Linked DNA regions of Homo sapiens: region 1 is linked to region 2. A link is a loop called in an ENCODE intact Hi-C map of the cell type or tissue named here. Cell type or tissue: chondrocyte. All regions are shown on one strand. Links, peaks and the distances in the headings refer to the core of each region. The heading gives the core; the rest is flanking DNA. Region 1 overlaps SGIP1 (SH3GL interacting endocytic adaptor 1). Region 2 holds the start of SGIP1 (SH3GL interacting endocytic adaptor 1).

Evidence for each region. A loop is a pair of places that touch in the nucleus more often than their neighbours do. Peaks named below come from ENCODE experiments on the same cell type or tissue, not always from the same donor. Only the 100,000 strongest peaks of a DNase experiment are listed, where the experiment ranks them.
Region 1: a loop joins it to region 2, with 2.9 times the contacts of the local background. A loop is called at or near these places in 10 of 110 quality-filtered maps.

What each region holds. Positions count from the first base shown.
Region 1 is chr1:66,672,516-66,682,622 of GRCh38, reverse strand. It overlaps SGIP1 (SH3GL interacting endocytic adaptor 1), which reads right to left. Exons shown (of 25, transcript NM_032291.4): 12 at 9,257-9,342; 13 at 5,527-5,619; 14 at 2,871-2,945; 15 at 254-754. Among named protein-coding and RNA genes, the nearest start is that of MIR3117, 49 kb to the right of the region's middle. In chondrocyte, for the core only: no CTCF peak of the experiment used is centred there; no DNase peak of the experiment used is centred there.
Region 2 is chr1:66,529,003-66,539,109 of GRCh38, reverse strand. SGIP1 (SH3GL interacting endocytic adaptor 1) reads right to left here and starts at 4,957. Exons shown (of 25, transcript NM_032291.4): 1 at 4,742-4,957. The coding sequence starts at 4,751. In chondrocyte, for the core only: no CTCF peak of the experiment used is centred there; DNase peaks (open chromatin) are centred at 5,059 and 5,859.

The DNA of each region.
Region 1 (10,107 bases), core at 748-8,747, 140 kb before region 2:
TCTTAACTGCAGCGTGGATGGCAGGGCACACCTAAGGGCTGGGAGTGCAAGGCAGAACACATCCACAGACTTGGACCATGACTGTGAGCATCTGATGGACTAGGACATGCTGTGGGGCCACAGGACACCCAGACTAGAGGAGTGAGGGCTGAAGCTCTGAAGCCAGCTGCCAGGCAGGAGGACGGTGTTGCTCACACTGCAGCAGCCATGGCCATTCCCCGTCACAAGAAGCACACTCAAGCATAAGACATACCACTGGTGGTCCCCGGACCAGGGCCCGAGCCAGGTCCGGGGGACGAAACCACAGTCCTGTAGGTGGGTGGTGGTGGGGGAGGTGGAGTTGCTCTTTGTCCCAACCCAAAATCTTTAGGAGATGAGATTGTTTCTAAGTAATCATCTTTAATGAAGGTCTGCTCAGCGACTTTCTTCTGGACTTCTTCTAAATTGAGCGGCGATAGTACATTGCGAGGAGGCCCAGGAGGCCCTGGGGGGCCTGTGGGACCTGGGGGGCCGAGAGGGCCTGGAGCTGGGGAGTCAGCTGGGTTGTCTGGTGTAGCTGGTGGGGACACCACTTTTTCCCTTGGAGTCAACTCCGGAGTAACATGTTCCGGGGATGTATCAGAAAAATGGACCCACTTTTCTTCAGCATTAACAGCAACAGACTTGGGGGACAATACTGGCCCAAAAATGCTGTCCAAGTCATTGATGGATGGTAGTTTTTCAATTTTGACCTCTGTGGCTGACTGGTCATTTCCTGTGGTTAAAGTAGTTGATTTTAAACTTTAATTGACTTATTATTTGTGTGGGGAGTGAGGGAGGGAGGCAAAGACTGGAAAATACATTGGTGTCTGAGGTGCCTCAGTGGGCATACTTCATGATGTAAAAATATCTTTATTGGATTAGGAGCCTAAGGTGAGGGGAGAGATCCCCCCTCCACAAAGTGAGCATCATATTTTTATGCTATTGTTTACTCTTTTTTGCAAGCTGAGCACAGCTAGCTACTTTGACCATCATGTAAAGTGCTGTGCATGATACTGCTCTCGAAGGCTGCTCACAGGTGCACCAAGTGTGATCATTTTGAGAAGGCAGTATTAGATTCACAGAAAAGTACAGGCTCTGGGACTGCAAATTCCAAAAGCAAGGTCCCTTCTGAAAATCTGGCCTAATAAAATACACATCACACAATATAAGAATTGAGAAGTCAAAGTTGGCCTCACATTTTATAAAGATTGTCTACTCTTGTATATTAAATCAAGACTTTGGTGAAACTGATTATAATATTTGTTAATTTTAAGAAGTGATCACATCGTATTTAGCTGTATATCCTCAACCTTAAAAAACACCAGAAACACAGTACAAAGATTAAGAAGGTATCACCACAAAGATACTTACAAATACAGATATATACACCCCACACACAACACACACATAGATTATTGAGGAGGCATTTGCTACTTATTAGAACTGTTACATATATACCTGCTTAATGGAGAAGAAAATAATTTAAAAATTTTTAAATAATTTCTTTTCTCATTAAGTCTAACCTGTCAACCTCATAAGCATAACTGTGATATTTATCTATATGTTGTCATGATACCAACATGTCTGTTTTGCTAAAATATTAGCATAAGCTATTCTTTTTAACTCATAGCAATAATAAGAGAAAAAATTAAGAATGATCTTCTACAGCTCTGTATGAAGAACTGCACTTTTTAAAAACTGAGATTATTCACATTACAAATTGCTACCTAAATAACTGGAAGGCATGAACAGAAGTCACTTTACCTTTATATAACTCTTGGGCTATATGAGCCATCTTAGTATTTCTATATTTCTAGCTTGAAAGGAATTAACTTTCAAGGTTCCAAGGCTACAGATAAATGGGGAAGCATTTTGCATAGTCCGCAATATTTATAATCTTGTGCTAGTAGGTATATTTATATCTAACACAATTTGTGGAAATAAAAGGGGCCAAAATGTCTTGAACCTGCAAACATCTTTACTTATGAAGCTCTGGATGACTCTCTATTGGGTTTGAGTCAATATAAATTTCATAAATAACTACATCGTGCTTTTGCTTTTGTTGATGAATGCCCCACTCTGCAGCTATCAAACTCACCAGGCTGCATAAATAGCAAAGGATGAAGCTGCAACAGAATTCCGAAGGTGATAAAGAACCACATTCTAAGGGCCCAGGCACATAACAGCTATTACTACTTTTGATTTGCTAGTCCAGTAAGACTTGGCAGACTATAAATTGTATGAATACATAGTATTGATTTTAATAGATGGTAAAGGTGTGCCTTAAGCATTATCTGTCTACAGGTGTGTAGCAATTCCTTGCCATATTTCATAATCTTTACATATCTCCTTGCCATGAGATAATAAATACTTGAATGAAAAAGAATTTCCCCACCACCAGTATGCTGCACACCCTGGGAACCATTTTATGTCTTCATAGACTAGATAGTTTTAGACTTAGCAAAATTCTCTTGAAAAAATACCAACTGTGCTTTGAGACTATGAATTTGTAAATCATTAAAACGAGATCCAACGAAGTGAGGGGTTAATTAAACAATGAATTTTCATATTGAGATTTTTTTCATTTCGTGTTACAAAATGTCCCTCATTCAACAAAATTATACCAAGGAAAAATTAACTGAGAAATTATTACTTTTTTGTGTGTGTGAAACCTGGAAGTGGTGCTTTAAAATAAGTCTGCATAAGAAATTCTAATGAAAGCAAAACTGAATGCCAACATTGTGATGTTTTTGTGTAGCCTACAGTTTTCAACACATCAAGGGCATGTTCATCCGGGGCCACTGCTCTGTTTGACACATCATCCCAGAACTGAAAAAACAAAAGCGTACCTGGTCCAATTGTTAAGGGGGATCCTGTTCGGGGTGGGGTAGCTGGTACATTTTTTGGAGGCAGTGGTGGAGGTGCTGCAAAAAGATGAGAAATTAAGTATCATTGGTCATGTGCTTCCTAAGTCATACAATACACTTTAAATAAGCAGGATTTGGGCTTTCAGTTATATTCCTGCTATTGGAAATGGAATAGCAATTAATGGTCTACTTCTTTGAAGTTCAAAGCCAAAGAACTGAGGCAGAACCCATTCAGATTGTTCCATTTTATGAGAATAAGAGAACGTCAAGAGAATGTTGGACAGTAATAATAATATCACCATTTTATTCATGTAAATATGATTCAACACACAAACCTCAAGCAGCAACTACGTCCTACCTCCTGTACTAGGAACTAGGGTCATAGGGTTGAATAAAAATAGTCTTTGGCCTCAAGGGATTTATGACTGACTGAATGAAATCATGTCCGCTGACAGTTACAGTCGAGGGTTTGATAACGGAAATCACAGGTTGGGTGGGGGCTCCTGTGAGGGGTTTTTAATCCAGTCAGGATCTTAGTGTCCAGATTGAGTTGGGAAAGATTTCTCAAAATTATATTTCTTAAATTTTAGTACATTTTTTAAAGTTAGAAGCAAACTAACTGCTTGGGTCAAGGAGGAATGAACAGATTCCTTTGACAAAAATTACAGCCAAATCAAGTATCATGGTCCCTACGAAGAGATTCACCCTTCTGAGCTGGACTTGTCACTTTGTGGGCAAAGTTTGGAATTACTGTTTCAACTGGTTCATTTCTTCTTCCTCTTTCTTTAAGTGTATGTTTTCTTGTCACTGGTCCTATCTGGTAGATTCAAAGAGTTCACACTAATTTCACAGGCCATCCCAAAGTTTAGCTGTGAATCTGAATGCCGTCCAATCTCTCATAACCTAAACGCAGAGGGAGGCAGGTAGGCACATGGCTGGAGAGCGCTTGCTGGTACCTTCCACTTGCCTAAATTAGGAAGAAGCTTTTTCTGTCATTCCTCCCTCCTCCTCCCCTTCCCGTACTTTATTTATTATTTTTAGGTAGCATCCTGTTCTTCCACACAATAAGTATGACTAACAACCCTCATCCTAAAGCCTAGGAATATGTGGTTCTTAATCTTAATTATGAGCTTCTGAAAGCTACACCTCTAGTGGACCATATTTTCCCACAGAAGTTAAGAGTCAATCAGGGGCTCTGCTCCTGATTAAGGATCTCTGCCAAAAATCAAGGTCATAATCAACAAAATACCATAAAAACAAATAAAATACTGTAAAAGCCTAATAAGCTAAAATAGAAAACTTATGCTGCAACTACAACATGAGCAGAATGATATAATGCACATCAATTAAACAACAGCCTGTGCTGTGCTAAGTGTAACCACAGCACGTAAGACTCACAGCTCTGAAATACCAATAGTTAAAACCAATACATCACCTCCATAAACAATTCATTTACTTTCTTGGCATTTAGGAAAGGGTTTTCTAGGGATCACTTGCATAGCTCAGGTCTGTAAAGAAAGCTTTTCAAGGAAGTTACAGCTTTTTCACTAGTTTTGTTTTGCAGGGGAAAACATTCAAAATCATGCCACTGTGGTTCAAATATTTTAAAAATACATTTTTCAAAGTTCAGAAGTTTTTAAAAAATTGTTGATAATGATGTTTTTCCTATCCTGTTTAATGAGGGAAATATCTTTGGAAAGGCTAGATCACACGGCTTTATAGCAATAATATTTCCAACAAACAACCTCTTGGCCTTTGATTATGAATCCCCGCGGTTAATTCTCATGATCACCTTTAGGCACCAAGGCGTAAGCTCTGGAGATGCTGAACTGGAAAAAGTATTGGTTGGTCTGTATGTGAGCCCAAAGGAGTAAAAACATCCTCTGCATCTCTCTCCTCCCCAAACACCTTTTTTTGAAAAGAGTGCTTTCCACAGGCATGCTTCAGAGGCAGTCTACTGAAAAGGGAATTCAATAAATCTTTAAGAAGGGTGGCTTTACCTGATGAACAATCCATTCAGTCCAAATAGCCCAACCCACCACCGGTGAACGGCTATCTGGATCTTCAGGACCTCCTTTCCCAGACGCCTGGGTCATGCTGGAAGAAGCCAGACTGATGGCAACTTTCACATACATTTACTCTGATCTACTATCTCAGCTTCTCTCTACCATATAGCCTCAGTTCTCTTGTTCCCCAATTGTCACTCTTTCCTATCAATGTGTCCTTTCTGTCCTGTGCAGCCTCAGTTGCTCTATAGGATGAGCAGAGACCGTATTAGACTTGTTCACCTCTGTGTTATATGATAGCCTAATGCCTGGAATGCAGTAGTTTCTTTAGCTCCCTTGCTTCTTATTCTTACTTACGTACAATGAATAAATGAATGAATAAGCATGTGGGATTTCAGAAAAGGCTATGATTCAAGGTTAATAATTTGCTTTATTATGTTATTTTCTTCCTGTCTTCATAACCTGCCCTGAGTTCTTTAACTTGAAAGCCTGTTAGAATAACATCTCTTCTTAATATTATTCAGTTCTAATGTTGCTTACATAGACTTTTTAAGAGTTGCCTAATTTCACTATGCAGACAGACACTAAAATGAGTCACTTATTTTTCCAGACAGAGCAGACACATAACTTACTTCCAGTGGGAAAAGGCCTTGTTAACTTTGGCGACTCCATGCTTGGATTAATTGGTTGGCCTGAACCCCATATCTCAGGCTGATCTAAAAGAACTGGAAACAAAAAAGAAGATTTCCCAGGGTGAGTTAAAAAAAATCCCCATACTTTAGAACTTAAAATTTCGATTTCAAGTTGAGCTTTACAAAATTATTTTCCTCTTGTCTCAGTACTAAAAAATTAACTTAGGAATGTGCTGCTCCTTATTCTTTTCAAGCAGAGAATAGAAATAGGAGTGTGGTGTGAGTGTGGGTGGGAGGAGTGTCTGTGTGTGTACATATAGCTACATAAAAACTTTCAGAGCAGAATCTGCATTTGCTTCCTGGGTGGTCACGTAAGGACATTCTGAGTATCAGTACATGTACTGGCTCTGTTTCAGGTACCCATTTGAAAATCCAGACATTAACCCCATGAACATTTGTTTTGCTGTAAGTTGGTTGATTTAAAGCCTCCTATAAATATGCTTCAAAACTGAAAACGCCTGCATTCTATGCAGTGGTTCCTATCCTTGAAGGGTCTTTACATAAACCTTTTACAGCATCATAAAAAGAAACTAAACTATCCTAAAAACACTTGGTGAATATGTTAAGAGAACCAGAAAAATGAGTGCTTAGGCACCGAACATAGGGCAATTAGGTTTTGGGCCTAAGGACACTGAATTTAACATTTCTTCTCTTTCTTTTTGCTTCCTGTTCTGATTATTAAAAATACCTATGATAATGCAAATAGTTAGTGCTTCTCAGTACCTATCCTGTGGCAGGGACTATGCAAGTACTGCTGTAATTCATTATGTTGTCTAGGACAGGCTGGGAAGTCAGTTGGATGTGGTTTGAATCTATCCTCTGCACTGACCGTAGGACCTTGGCAGGTTGCTTAACCTCTCTGCGCTGCCTTCCTTTAGTGTAAAGTGGAGATAATAAAAGCAACCTTAGAGAGTTATGAAGAGGATTAACAGAGGAAAGATATATGAATAGAGTATATATAAAATGTCTATAAAACACGTATCACAAGGCCAGTAGCTGTTACTGTCTATTTGAATACTCTTACCACCACTATGTGGTTGATACCAGTTCCACTTATGGGAGAGGAAAATAGTGATAGGAGTGGTTTAATGAGGTGTCCACGGTAAAAGCAGAAGAGCTAAGATCTGATGTAGCAGACTTTTAACTCTAAAATACATATTTTTTCCCCAGACCATTTCAACTAGTGATAGAAAGATCTTTCTAGGCCAGGCATGGTGGCTCACAGCTGTAATTCCAGCACTTTGGGAGGCTGAGGTGGGAGGATTACATGAGTCCAGGAGTTCGAGACCAGCTGGGCAACATGGTGAAACCCAGTCTCTACAAAAAATACAAAAATTAGTCAGGTGGGGTGGCATGTGCCTGTGATCCCAGCTACTCTGGGGGCTGAGGTGGGAGGATCGCTGTGGGAGGTCGAGGCTGCAGTGAGCTAAGAACTTGCCACTGTATTCCAGCCTGGGTGACAGAGTGAGATTCTGTCAAAAAAAAAAAAAAAAAAGAAAGAAAAAGAAAAAGAAAAACAACGAAAAAGAAAGACAGAAAGAAAAAGAAAAATCAATCTAAAGAAGAATGAGTAGATACAAAAGGGAAGTGTGGGTATCGAAAAAGCTAGTGTGATCGGTGCAAAGGCAGGAACTTTACAGAAGTTCAGGGGCTGAAATCATCTAAAGAACAACTGAGGCCACAGTCATGGACAGGTCTGGGTGTGTATCTCCTCCCCACCACAAGCCTCAAAGGTGGACTTCGCTCTGTTTTAACATGAAAGCAAACATTCTCCAAAGATACGAAGCAGCATTTTCTTCATGAATTCCATGTGGAACACAGCTATGATTTTTAAGAATGATTTCTATGTTTTACATAAAGTTTTCATATAGTTATGGGATTCCTTAAACGGGCAGATGTAGGTGCAACAAATCAAATCCCGTCTCCAGTCACCATACGATATGTCATTAAGAGTGAGATTGATCACAGATGAGTTAATAAGGAAACTGATAGCCTCACTGCAAGGCCACCTTTACATAGGGATTCTAAGTTATGGACATTAAAATCATTAAGGAGTATTTAGAAATGTTCTTTGTACAGTTTCCTAACAAAATCATTGAAAATATTCAGGTGTGGCTGACTGCTGGCTATCTCCCAGAATTCATTCTCCAGTTCTTCTATAGTAACAGAATTTTAGCTGGCTACATAGCACCAAATTCTCTCCAGTGGGGTTTGGCAGGAAGTGACTTGTATCTCTTCTAGTTTTGCTCTTAGAATAGTTAGCAGTGAGTTCCAGTGGTCCTCACCCCACTTCCTTTCTTCTGAATGGGAGGGGAGGAGAGCTGCAGCAGCCTCCTTGGAGCCAGAGATAAAAGTAACATTTTAAAGACAACAGAACTACTTTACCAGTCCTATATTGTTTACTTCCAGACAGTTAACCTGAAAGAGTAATAAAATTCCATCTTGTTTAATTTATTGTACTTGGGGTCTCTTTGTTAATGTAGCTTAGTCTACCCACTATGCTTCCAATTCTTTAACACTTAAGGCCCTTCACCAATAGGTCCTAGAAGGATAACATGTTATTATACATTTACCATGGTGCCCCTAAGTCAAATAATTTTTTATAAAAACATTCTATATTACCAAACATAGCTATTGGAAATACATGCATTAGACATAAACACATTTCAGGGATAGATAAGATCCATTTTATAGAGAGCTGATTTTATGTCAGTAAAGTACACGGTATTTACAGCCATCCAAAAACATGGTTAATTTAAAAATGTTAAATGTTTAACTCTAGGAATAAATATTTAATAAGTAAACTCAAAAATAATGGCAGAAATAAAGATATTTCTTCAGTAGCATTTTATTTTATTTTATTTTATTTGAGGTGGGGTCTTGCTGTGCTGCTCGGGCTGGAGTGCAATGGTGTGATCACAGCTCACTGCAGCCTTGACTTCCTGGGCTTAAGTGAACCTCCCACCTCAGCCTCCCGAGCAGCTGGGCCTACAGGCATGCACCACCATGCCCGGCTAATTTTAAAAATTTTTTTGTAGAGATGGGGGTCTCCGTATGTTGTCCAGGCTGGTCTCGAACTCCTGGGCTCAAGCAATCCTATCTCAGCATCCCAAAGTGCTGGGATTGAGGGAGTGAACCACCACACCTGGCCTTATTTCTAAGTTTCTAAATGATTCAAGGTCATTCCTGGGTCTTGAGCCAGCAAACAATGACTGTTGTGAGCAATCCAATTGATGCCTTCATTATGAGGTGGGAAAGAGCAAAGATGGTCAGGGAGGCCACACCCCAACGACAGCGACAATGACGGATGTATGAAGGTCTGTCTCCATTTGTGATTCTGTTGACACCTCAAATGATGATGGTCTGGTTCCCAGAGTGTTTACTCCATGACCGGGATTTGTGTAGACTTGCAGTAATTTTTACTGACTTGTTTTGAAGAATGAGCTTCTTAGCTATTAGATATTTCTGGAAGTAAAGTTTCAAATCCTAAAATAATAGAGATTTTCAAACTAAACTTCTGTTCTTGACAGCACACCTAGATTGAAACTTTTCTTTCCCACGAAAATAATATATTAAAAATATACCTCAAAATACATACATTTAATCTAGAAGAGTTGTACTTTAATAAAAGAAAAAACAAATCTATAATATATGGAGTTTCTTTTCCTACCTTCTGTCTTCTGTTCATCAAAAGCTGATTCTAGTGGTGGGCCAAAGAGAGGAGCAAGGGCCGTAGTGTCATCTGGAGGCTTTTTGCTAAATCACACACATTAAGGCAAAATACAGGGAAAGGGCTCAAAAATTAATACTCAAAAAGATATACAAGCTTTCACATATTTTTCTTAGTGAAACAAGTGTGTGTGTGCACCAGTGCATGCATGCATGTGTATACAAGCCCCGTTAGGGCTAGAAAGTATTTTATAAGGATGTCAGATGTATTATGGGACAAAAGAATTGGTAGAAGGTGAGATCCTTAGTTCTCAATGGAGAGCTGAGGTGCTCACCCAATAGAAATAAGTTGAAGGAGAATAACTCTTTCAAAGCATCATGATTTTCTATACCTAGAAGAGATAATACTAGAGCTGAGTTTATTGCAAAGCACCTTTCTCCCCTAAGATCTCAAGTAAAATTTATATTTGATTTCACCACATCTCTTTGTTGTAGTTAATGCAATTTATAATTAGCGAAAGTCAAGCATAGCAATATTAAGTAAAAAGCCACCGAGAAGTTTCATCCTCTAATAGACTAGTTGTAACCTCCTAATACTCCAAGATAGTAAATCTCAGAAAGAGAAGTATTGAGAAATCAGGGGGAACAGGAGGATAATAAGTTAAACTCGCATCCCTTCTCTTGATTATTACTCCAGACTGATTATTAAGAAAATGATGCATAATTATCTTCATTTCTTCTCCAAATCTGATTCCCCTCATTGATCCCAGTGAGGTCTATGTGGTATGGTAACGGGCAAGGGGTGAAGAGGAGAGGGGAGAGGTTGGAGGAGGATAAAGATTGAAAATAATC
Region 2 (10,107 bases), core at 1,333-9,332:
TCTCCCACTTTTAATTCAGTCTGTGAGTTTACATCATGACTTTACTCATAATTTAAAAGCAGTTTGTATGATAAAATTGAATTGAGAAAAGATAAGCCACAAGTATGAGGGTAAAATTGAACATAATTGAAAAATCCAGTGTCATGAGTATCTAAAACTTCTGAAAATACCTAAAGTATTTGATGGTATTCTGAAAATACCTTCTAATTTTTTCTCCAGCTCTTCATTGTCCTCCAATTAAAGCTTCTTTCCTTCAAACAGCAACATCCAAAATTAAAAACACATTTAATGCCATAATTTTCTTCTATTTGATTACTATGGGAACCATACTGTTCTTTACACATTTTATGGCAAATATTTGCATGTTAGCTAGATATTGGGTTAATAGCCTTTGATGGACTTGTGTGAGACTCTATTATTTGTATCATTATTCCTATGGGAAAACATGTTCCAAGTAACCAGCTCACAAACAAACTTTCAGGAACATAAAAATTGTGAGTTGGTAACTTCCTGTACCTTGTTTATTTGAAACATGGATAGTGTATGTGCTACATCCAACAGAAAGAATGATCCAGAGTCTTCTAGTATGGTTTATCTAATTTAATTTTTTAAAGACTCCATATTCTTTTTAGAAGTATAAAGATGACCCCTGACATTTGGATGGGAACATATATATCTAAAGAGGTTCTTTATGATACAGAACACTGGAGAAGATGAGAAATTACACAGGTGATGGAACATATATTGGAATCTTCTATCTGCATGTTTAGATTTTCTAAAGTAATTTCATCATTTAAAGAAGAGAATCAGTAGGAAAATTAGAAGCATTCCCTTTAAAACTTCTTAACTAAATACAAAATGAACAGCTCCAGCTTCAAGATGTCTTGCTCTTTTCTGACCAAACCAAAGAATTTTCCAAATGTTATTTTAGTAAAACTCTGTTTCTAGATAGGAAAAGAAGAAGTTCTTAGTGTTTATAAGGTTTATTGCAACAACAGAAGTTTAGTTACTCTTCAATTATGCAAAATTTTTTAAATAATGATTTTGGACATAAAAGGCATTAATAAGAAGTTAAAGAGTATAGTTCTGTCAATATTCATATTTAAAACAGAGAGACACAGAATATGCAACCAAAGGCACTACAGCCTATTTTTCAATTAGGTTAACATGCCCAACCTGATGCAAAGCAAAACTAAGAGGTTCCTAGAGGGTCAAAAACATGAGCTTTGTGGTTAAATGGATGTAGGTTCAAATTTCACTCCACCATTTTTTTGCCTCAATGCATTATTTTTACTTTTGAAAGGTAGAAAAGGACTGAAAAAAGCACCGTATATACAATATACTTAGTTTCAGGTTATTATGAGTAGTAAATATAATAAAATATATTAAATTATCCTGAATATTGTAATTAAACCCAGTAAGCCCTTAAAAATATTTGCTTGTTAATTTTTTAAATTGTCATATAAAATGAAACCATTGGCACCCAGAAACTTATCTTTCTAGTATAGCACCTAAGAGCCTGAATATGGAACTAAAAACGCAAAACGCCTTCAGTTGGGCCTACGTGAACAAGGAAAGTACTTTCTAGACACCCTCACAAATAGACAGATAGCCCAAGAAACTCTGACTTAGTTCCAGTTATCTTAGAAAGGATAGCTAAAGAATGCCATTTTCAAACTTTAATAATAATATATCAAAAAATAGTCCTTGAATAGTTGCCCTAACCACATAGACTTCATTGTAAGCTTAGCCAATATGTACACTCCATAGTTAATAATTCCCTTTGCTCATCATCTTTCCTTTCATATTTATACTACAGAAGGCTCCAGATCATGTGGCTTTCTTTAGAAAAGAAACAACTCAATGCCAACCACTGCCAAAAGATAAAGTATGCAGGAAGCAGCAAATCAAGTCCCCTAAAATATGTTTTTTAATTAAAATATGTTAAAAGAACCATGGAGCCACAAACCACTAATCACCTGCTTGTGGTCCCTGGGGAATTATTTCGTTGACTTCCACAAAATTAGGATCACTGAGGAGGTAGTAACATTTATCATCTATGATTGGATGGATTTCCAATAGGCATTGAATGAATGGAGCCTATATCCTGTTCCACACAAACAAAACGTAGTTTACTATGACCCATTCTGCTGAATATTTGTTTACTCTTGCTTTACACAAAGTAGAGAAGTGCCTTTGAAAAGTTGCCATGGCCATGCTTTTTCTGAGCAGCAGACTAAAACACTTTAGCAATATAGAAATGTACAGCCACACGAGTGCAAATATATGTTTTCTTCCTTTCCAGAAATGTGTTTGGGTGGATGACTCTGTGTGTGTGTGAGACACACTAGTTCAGAAGAAATATGATTTTAACTAGATGTTTGGTAGCACATTCTCAGAGTCCACTAATGTTTCAACGAAGAGCTGCCATGACAAATTTGGGGTGCCTTTTATGAGGTTCCTTATCTTTCCAAGGTTATTGTGGTAGATGTACAGAGGCTGGCAATCTCTAGAGATGAGTTAAGTTGAAATAATAATTATATACCACACCTTCAGAATAAGAGCAATTCAGAGGTGAAATTCTGCCATGCAATACCAGAAACATGAATGTATATTGCCAAAAAGACTGTCAACTAAGTTGGAAGGCAACTGATAGCAAATTGATTTTTGGTTAAACTCCTATTTGCCTTTCTAAGGTCACCGAACTATTAAGATAATAAGGCTTAAAAACATTTAAGTAGGAGCTATGGGTAGAAATAAATGTTAATTTCATTTAGCTATTTAAGCCAGTGGGAACACCTGTCCAATTTCTCTTGCAAAAGATCTGGTGAAAGACAACTGTATCCATAGTATAATTCATACTAATTCATACCAGTGCTAAGATAACATTGTTCATTAGATAAATTTGGCAAACCCAGAGCAATAGTGCTAATTCAGCTCCAGCACAAGTCTTTGTTGCAGTTCTCATTTTGGTTTAGGCAGCCTGGATAAGCTTATCACAGAGCTTTGAACTGACATTCTTGGATGGCACAATAGACCATATTACCAGGAGAATCATTCATGAGCATCAAAAAACGTTACAACCTTCAAAGAAGATACTTTAGTGCCATGGTTTGCAAGGCAAGAAGTGAAAAGAAAGAGCATCCAATTCTCTATGCAACACTGAAATCTAATCAGAATGTGTGCAGATGCATTTTTAAGAAAGCTATATGAAGTTGAGCTGGAGAAATACAGTACCTCTACAGGCAAGATATTTTTTCTGAAGAAGATAATCCACATGAGCTTTTAATTGAAAAGTGCATAAATAACACTCTGTCTTGCCTTGTTATTCAAAGATTAAATCAATTTTGAATTAATGAAAATGATTTAATCTGAGAGTGTTAGCAATCTCAATTTATTTAGGCCTGGATTTAAAGGGCTAGCTTGAGAGCCTTTTGCAAACAAGACTCAGCTCCATAACAAAATCATACCCAACCTCTCTTTTAAGGCTATCTTCTAAAATCTGTGGGTTTTGACTCTAGAATTCTTCACTCCCCCAAATCACATTAACAATGTTTGACATGATGACAGGGAGAGCAAAAAGAATTCATTTCTGCCAAATAAGTACAGGCTACACTGCTGTTTTTATGAAACCTTCCTCCTCTTATTCCATTTTGGTAAATTTCTAAGGAATAGTTAAAATCCGTAGGACAAACCTTGGCTTAAGAGGTGGCCTCTCTGCCATTTTCATGGCTGATTTGAGACCCATTATGCACTCAATTCTGCATTGTGAAATCCAGGCTGGGGACAAATTTCTGCCTGTCATCTTAGGAAAGGCCAGGAGTTTTGCACCATCCTATAGTGTGAAAACAGAAAATCAAAGCCTGCATAGAGCTGCTTGCTTCTTTCCTGATCAGCTTGCTGCTTTTTGGAGACAATCTTGGCTGTCACAGTGTCAGACTGGGAAGGGTAATTTAGCAGAATAAAATATAGTTTAAATAGCATCTCTCCAGGGAAAGTTCCTCCTTACACTCAATATTGAATATGCGAAAAGATCATCAGCAAATAATCATTTGATACTTGGCTAAAATCCATTGGACAGGGAAAGCATTTAGGGAGCACAAAATTCTTTTTTAACCTGATAAGACCCCGAATCAGGAGGCAAGAGGCCCGGATATTTTCCTTATATTTTTCATTCTGTTGCAATGACATTCTCATACAACTACAGTTTATGGACCAAATTTGCTGCCCTCCCCATCCCAATAATATGATGTAAACTGCAGAGATAAAAATACCTTATGAGAATTTTTACAATTTTAAACAGTTCACTGAAAATGTCTGTATGGATAACTCTGTTAATGACCTCTCCTGTCTAATGTCAATTTCAGAAAACAAGTTTCCATTGTAAATGTTTAATCAGTGTAGTCCCAGGAACCCAGAACAGAAAACCTTATCTTCTCGCCCAACTTATTTGCTCTGCAAGCTCTTTCCTAGCTCCATCTCAGCTCCCTGCAAACACTTTAGGCTTTTCTCTCTCAAAGGAGCTGGGAGCTCTGTAGGTTCTGAGCTAGGCAGCAGCCCTGTGGTTTGATTCCATTAGTCTGAGCCCAGATCCACTGCAAGCAAACTGCAGCATTTCTGCTTGCAAAACATTGGCAACCAGGTTCTAGAACCGCCACATACACTGGCTGCACATATTCTTTAATGCTGTTCTGCCCAAACCTTGCCTGAAGCCAGTCAACCATAGCAGAAAGCATCCTACCTTCCATCATGGTGGCAGAATTGCATTCCTTAATTTCCAAGGAGTCTGAAAAAACACAGGAGGATACGATTCCAGGTCCCAGCTAAGTCCTCACCACGCCGCTGCTGAGGTCTATTCCGTCCGCTGTCAAAGCCAAAGGAGATAAGTGTTAAGCCAAAAGACAGGCCATGGATGCTGCTGGTGCTTCTTCACCTACAGGCAGGCTACCAAGAAGATGCTGAGAGAAAGGGAGAGGAACGGCAAGCTGGCCGAGCTGCACCGCCTGCGCTGCCTCGGCCAATCCCTTCAGCTTTGGACCGCGTCACATGGTAGCCAGCCTGCATCTCCTGACACAATACCCCCGGAGAGCACACAGAACCTATTTCCCGTCCCCATTCCCCTCCACCCCCATCGCCTCCCGCTTGTCACCAAATACACAGCCCCTTCCCCACCTGGTGACGCACTTCCCCCGCCCCTCCTCGTCGTCTCCTTAAGCTTACAGAAGCGGCTGGGTGCCCGAGATTAGTTATCAAGGGCTGCCACCTTAACAGGGGACTCTGGCGTGAAAGCAGCACCTAAGTGGCTCGCTGCGGAGGGGGTTCTTTTCTTTTTCTTTCTTTCTTTCTTTTTTTGTTTTTTTAAGAAAAACTTAATAATTCCGTGCAGCCGGAAATCTTAGCAACACACTTCTAAGCTCCCATTCCGGTGTCCTTTTACCCTGAAGGAATTCCAAATGTCAGTGTCTGTGGCCTCCGTGCACATCTGTGCGTCTCTCTCTCTCTCCGTCTCTCTTTCTCCCCTCCCATCCTTCATTCAAGAGAGAAAAATCAATCCGACTGACGTCACATCATAAACATCCCCAAAAGGATGATGCAGAAGAAATTTCACCCCAGCTGCCTTCGTGAGAGCCAGGGAATTAATTGCGCATGACATGCTGAAGGGCTGGGAACTGTCATTAAAACAAAGAAACAAAAGAACCCACCCGAGTGGGGCTCTGGAATCAAACTGGCAACGCTCGAGATCGTTTCTGGGGCGGGAGGCTGGAAAGGGGAGCAGGCAGGGAGCGGAAGCCTGAGCCCGACCAAAGACAGCTGTGCACGCCGGCTCCCTCCCACTCCAACCTGGGCTCGCCGTCCGGGCTACAGACGGGACCCTGCGGGGCGCCCTTCGACGACCGAGTTCGAGTCCCGCCGCCACCGCGTCCTCCCCGCCGAGCGCACACGGGAGCGGCCTCGCTTCCCCAGGTGGGGAGCTTTTCTCGCAACCGACTGGGGCTGCAGCTGCCAACTGCAGTCTCTGTAGGAAACAAACTTTCTCCTAAATGACACGTTTCTCCGCGACGCGCCTCCTGCATCTGGAGTCGCCTTCAAGCCTATTCATTCACCCAAGTGGAAACCTGGAGGGAGGCAGTTGTGCCTGGTTGTGGCGGAGCCCAGGGTTTTGAAGCTGCCAGGAATGGGATCTGGGGGCTGTGTAGTTGCCTAAGTGGGAAGTTGTGTCACTGGGCCCGGTTGGGTTCAGTCTGTCACCTGACTGCTCTCCAGAGACCATGGAGCCTTTCAGAAGGGCCCAGCCCTGGGGGATCTACGACCCTTGGTTCCCTTCAAGAAAGCTCAGACAGCGAAGGAAGAAAAGGGCAGGGCAGCCTATGAGAGAGAGAAGGCAGAGAAAAAGGAAAGGAGATGGGAGGAAAGGGAACGCCTTCTTTAGAACTCAGGAAAAACAACATCAGAAGTGGGCATTTCTCCCTGTATAATCTCACAGTATGACCAGGAGAAAAGCTGTTACAATAGAGAGCAATTGTGAGCATCCAATGAAAATGTACTCAAAATAACTGGAAGAAGATGCATGGTATGATCAGGGTTGAGCCTGTAATGTATTATTAATCATTTCTATTAGCAATATACTCATGAACTTTTTCTATTGCTCAGCCCTGGACATGGCCTAGCTCTTTCTACCAAAGCAAATATGACGTACTGGTGACTGACTGAAGTAGCATATTAATAGTTGAAAAGCAAAACACAGCTCCTTAGCAATTTAGAAGTTTTGAAAAACCCATTGTTCTCCCTAAGGACACATACTTCAGTGGCCTCTAAATTTTAAAATGAAATTCTTCAGGGAGATACAAATACTTGTGACTTTTTTCTTATGTCTCTAAGACAGTTAAATTTTAAAAGGGGAATGAATTCCTAAGTAAAACCTGCCTTGAGTACAACTTACACTGCTCTGAAAACTGGAGGGGTATTATTGCAAAAAGGATTGATTTGTGTGTGTGTGTGTGCATGTGTGTGTGTGTTTAGCAAATGTTTTGTAATGATTAAGAACATTGATGGGTATTCGTGTCAAATAGATGGGCACCAAGTTTTGTTTGTGCCACATAATGAGCTCTGTGACTCTGAGCAATTTATGTAATTCTCTGTGCCTCACAGTTTTCTTATCCTGAAATGGAGAGAATAATAATGCCAAGTTAATTGAGCTATAAATGGTAATAATAACAAACCTGTATTAATGGCTTACTATGTGCCAGACAGTATTCAAATACTCTGCTAGTAAATTACTTAGCATTTTGTCTGGAGCATAATAAGACCTGCATGTTAGCTTTTTAGTATTAGTATTATTACTACCAAAGGGCTGGCAGATGCATCAAAGAAGTTTGCAGCCAACTGGGAGTTGTACCAAATGCACAGAGAACAAGTTAGTGAAAGACCAGGTGATGCATCCAAAGATGTAACATGTTGGAGATTTCTGAAAGGCTGCTAAGTAGGAAATCAAAATCTAATGAGGTTAATTAGGAAAGACTTTTTTTTTTTTTTTACAGAGGTGAAATTTCAGAGTTCAGAACTTAATTGGAATGGGCTTGAAGTGGTAGTTCTAAAGAATATAGGGAGTTGTAAGTAAGAAAAAAGTATCATGTAAAATCTGGAGGTGAGTGCAAGCACTGAGGTGCAGGAGTGGGGGCCATTGTTAGGATGTAAGGGAAAGGTGGAGAAACCCAGGCTGCCTGCCTTCTTCCTCCCAATGTAAGTTTTACAGTGTGTTAGAGCAATCCTCTCAGATAGGTTTGGTATGGGTACACTTCAAGTTTTTTTAGACTTGCAGCAACTATCTAGAGACAGCAAGTCAATGGAAAGATTCTTTTGGTCAATGACTATTTATAGGAAAAGCAGAAGTTTGTAGATATTGTCAGAAAGGGATGTGTATTTCAAGGTGGTAAAGCTAATCCCAAAGGCTAAACTTCACCGCAACTTCATCAGTTGTGTGTATTTTATCCTTTAAAAAGAAGATGCTATTACCAATAGCATATCCAATAGAACATCCAATGAATGAAGTTCTGTTTCAATAAAATTTGCTCAAATATGTAATCAAAAGAGATTATCCTAATTGTGGTGTTTTCTCATAGGTTTTTTTCTTTTTATTTTCTTCTTCTTCTTTTTTTTTTTTTTTTTTTTTTTTTTTGAGACAGTCTCACTCTGTTGCCCAGGCTGTAGTGCAGTGGTGAGATCTTGGCTCATTACAGCCTCCACCTCCTGGGTTCAAGCTATTCTCCTGCCTCAGCCAACTGAGTAGCTGGGATTACAGTCATGCCCCACCATGTCCACCTGATTTTTTTTTTTTTTTTTTAGTAGAAAGGGGTTTCACCATGTTGGCCAGGCTGGTCTCGGTCTCCCGACCTCAAGTGATCCACTAGCCTCGGCCTCCCAAAGTGCTGGGATTACAGGTGTGGGTCACCATGCCTGGCCTCTCATAGGTTTTTGAAAAAAAAATTGTTTTGATCAAGAACAAAGACAATACTTTAGGTTGTGGTTCAAATTTTATCACTTCATCGTATAATTTTTGCTTGCCAGCAAGGGCAAAGGAGAATATCTAGCCTCCAAAACCATGGAATACTTTTTGCAATTCTGAAATGAAAGTCAAATGGTATATGGAAAAGATTGGGTAAATAACTGACTTGCATCAAAGTGCAAGAATTGCTCAGGAGTTCAGCTCAGGATGTGAATGTCAACCCAGATCATACCAGGCTCTGATATGGTACTTATGACTGGTCCAAGACCAAAAACTAAATTGCTGAAGTCACTAGACATTCAACATTTTTTCTAAAATAACATTTGTATGGTAGTAATGGCTGATTACATAGTGTTTCAGAATGAAATCTTATTATATTCCTACTATAAAAGCTGAGCTTCTTCACTATCTCCCAATTTTAGGTTGAAGGGGAAATTTGTTTATATTTTAGAAAGAGAAAGAAGACAATGAGAATTGAGTCACAAAGAAAGGAGGAAAGAAAATTAGCATTAAAATATGGATCCAGATTTGTGTATGTGTTTGTGTATCTCCAAGGTAGTGCTCTTAACATGACAATTGACTCTGCCCCTTTTGCTATCCCCACTGAGGTAATTCAGTGAATGTAGATGGAAAAATATGTTGCCCAAGTCCTGGAAATTGGCAAGACTGAAAAATTGGAATTCCATGAGATGATATAGATGAAAAAGAGATACATATATTTGTGTGTGTGTGGGTTCCCATAGTTACTCTATTCCTGGCTGAAATAAAAGAACTCCAACTTCAACTAACATGGGCAAAAATGGAATTTATTGAGGTAGCTCATAGAATTATAGCAAGAACTGAACAGCTGAGGGAAAGCAAGAACCAGGACAATCCAGGAAATTTTGTTACCTGAACCAAGTACTCAGAACTCTCTCTGTCTCTTCCAGCATGTCATCTCCTTTTCTCTTACTAATTTTTCTCCACATGATCAGGCCTGACCATTAGCATCCTCTAAGCTCACCTCTTCACAGATTTACTAGGCTAGATCTCCTTCAAAAAACTTCCAGGGAAGGACTGTGGTTGACCTGGCTTGGATCATTGTTCACTTTTCAAACCAGTCACTGGGGGCCATGTTGATGAGTTCTCATGATAGATTTTTTTTAAACCAAAACTTACATTGGACTGTCATATGCTGACTACTGTGCCTATGTATGTGTGTGTGTGTATATATATATATGTGTATATATATGTGTGTATATATATGTGTATATATATATGTGTATATATATATGTGTATATATATGTGTGTATATATGTGTGTATATATATGTGTATATATATGTGTGTGTGTGTGTGTGTGTATACTATATATATATACACACAAGTTTCTATGGCAAACAGAACCCATAATATGATTGTATCCAGAGAGAAACCAGCAGAACCTGTAGTCATGCTCCTGTTTCCCTGGGGGGAAGACTCTATGTGCTGGCCCACTTATGCCAAAGACAAGACATGCCCTTGTATGCTTTTCACCCATTGGACTATGAGCATCCCAAGAGCCATGTGTTCATAGCTACATGAGTGCTGAAGGAATTTATATCAGCTGGGAGTACTGCTTAATC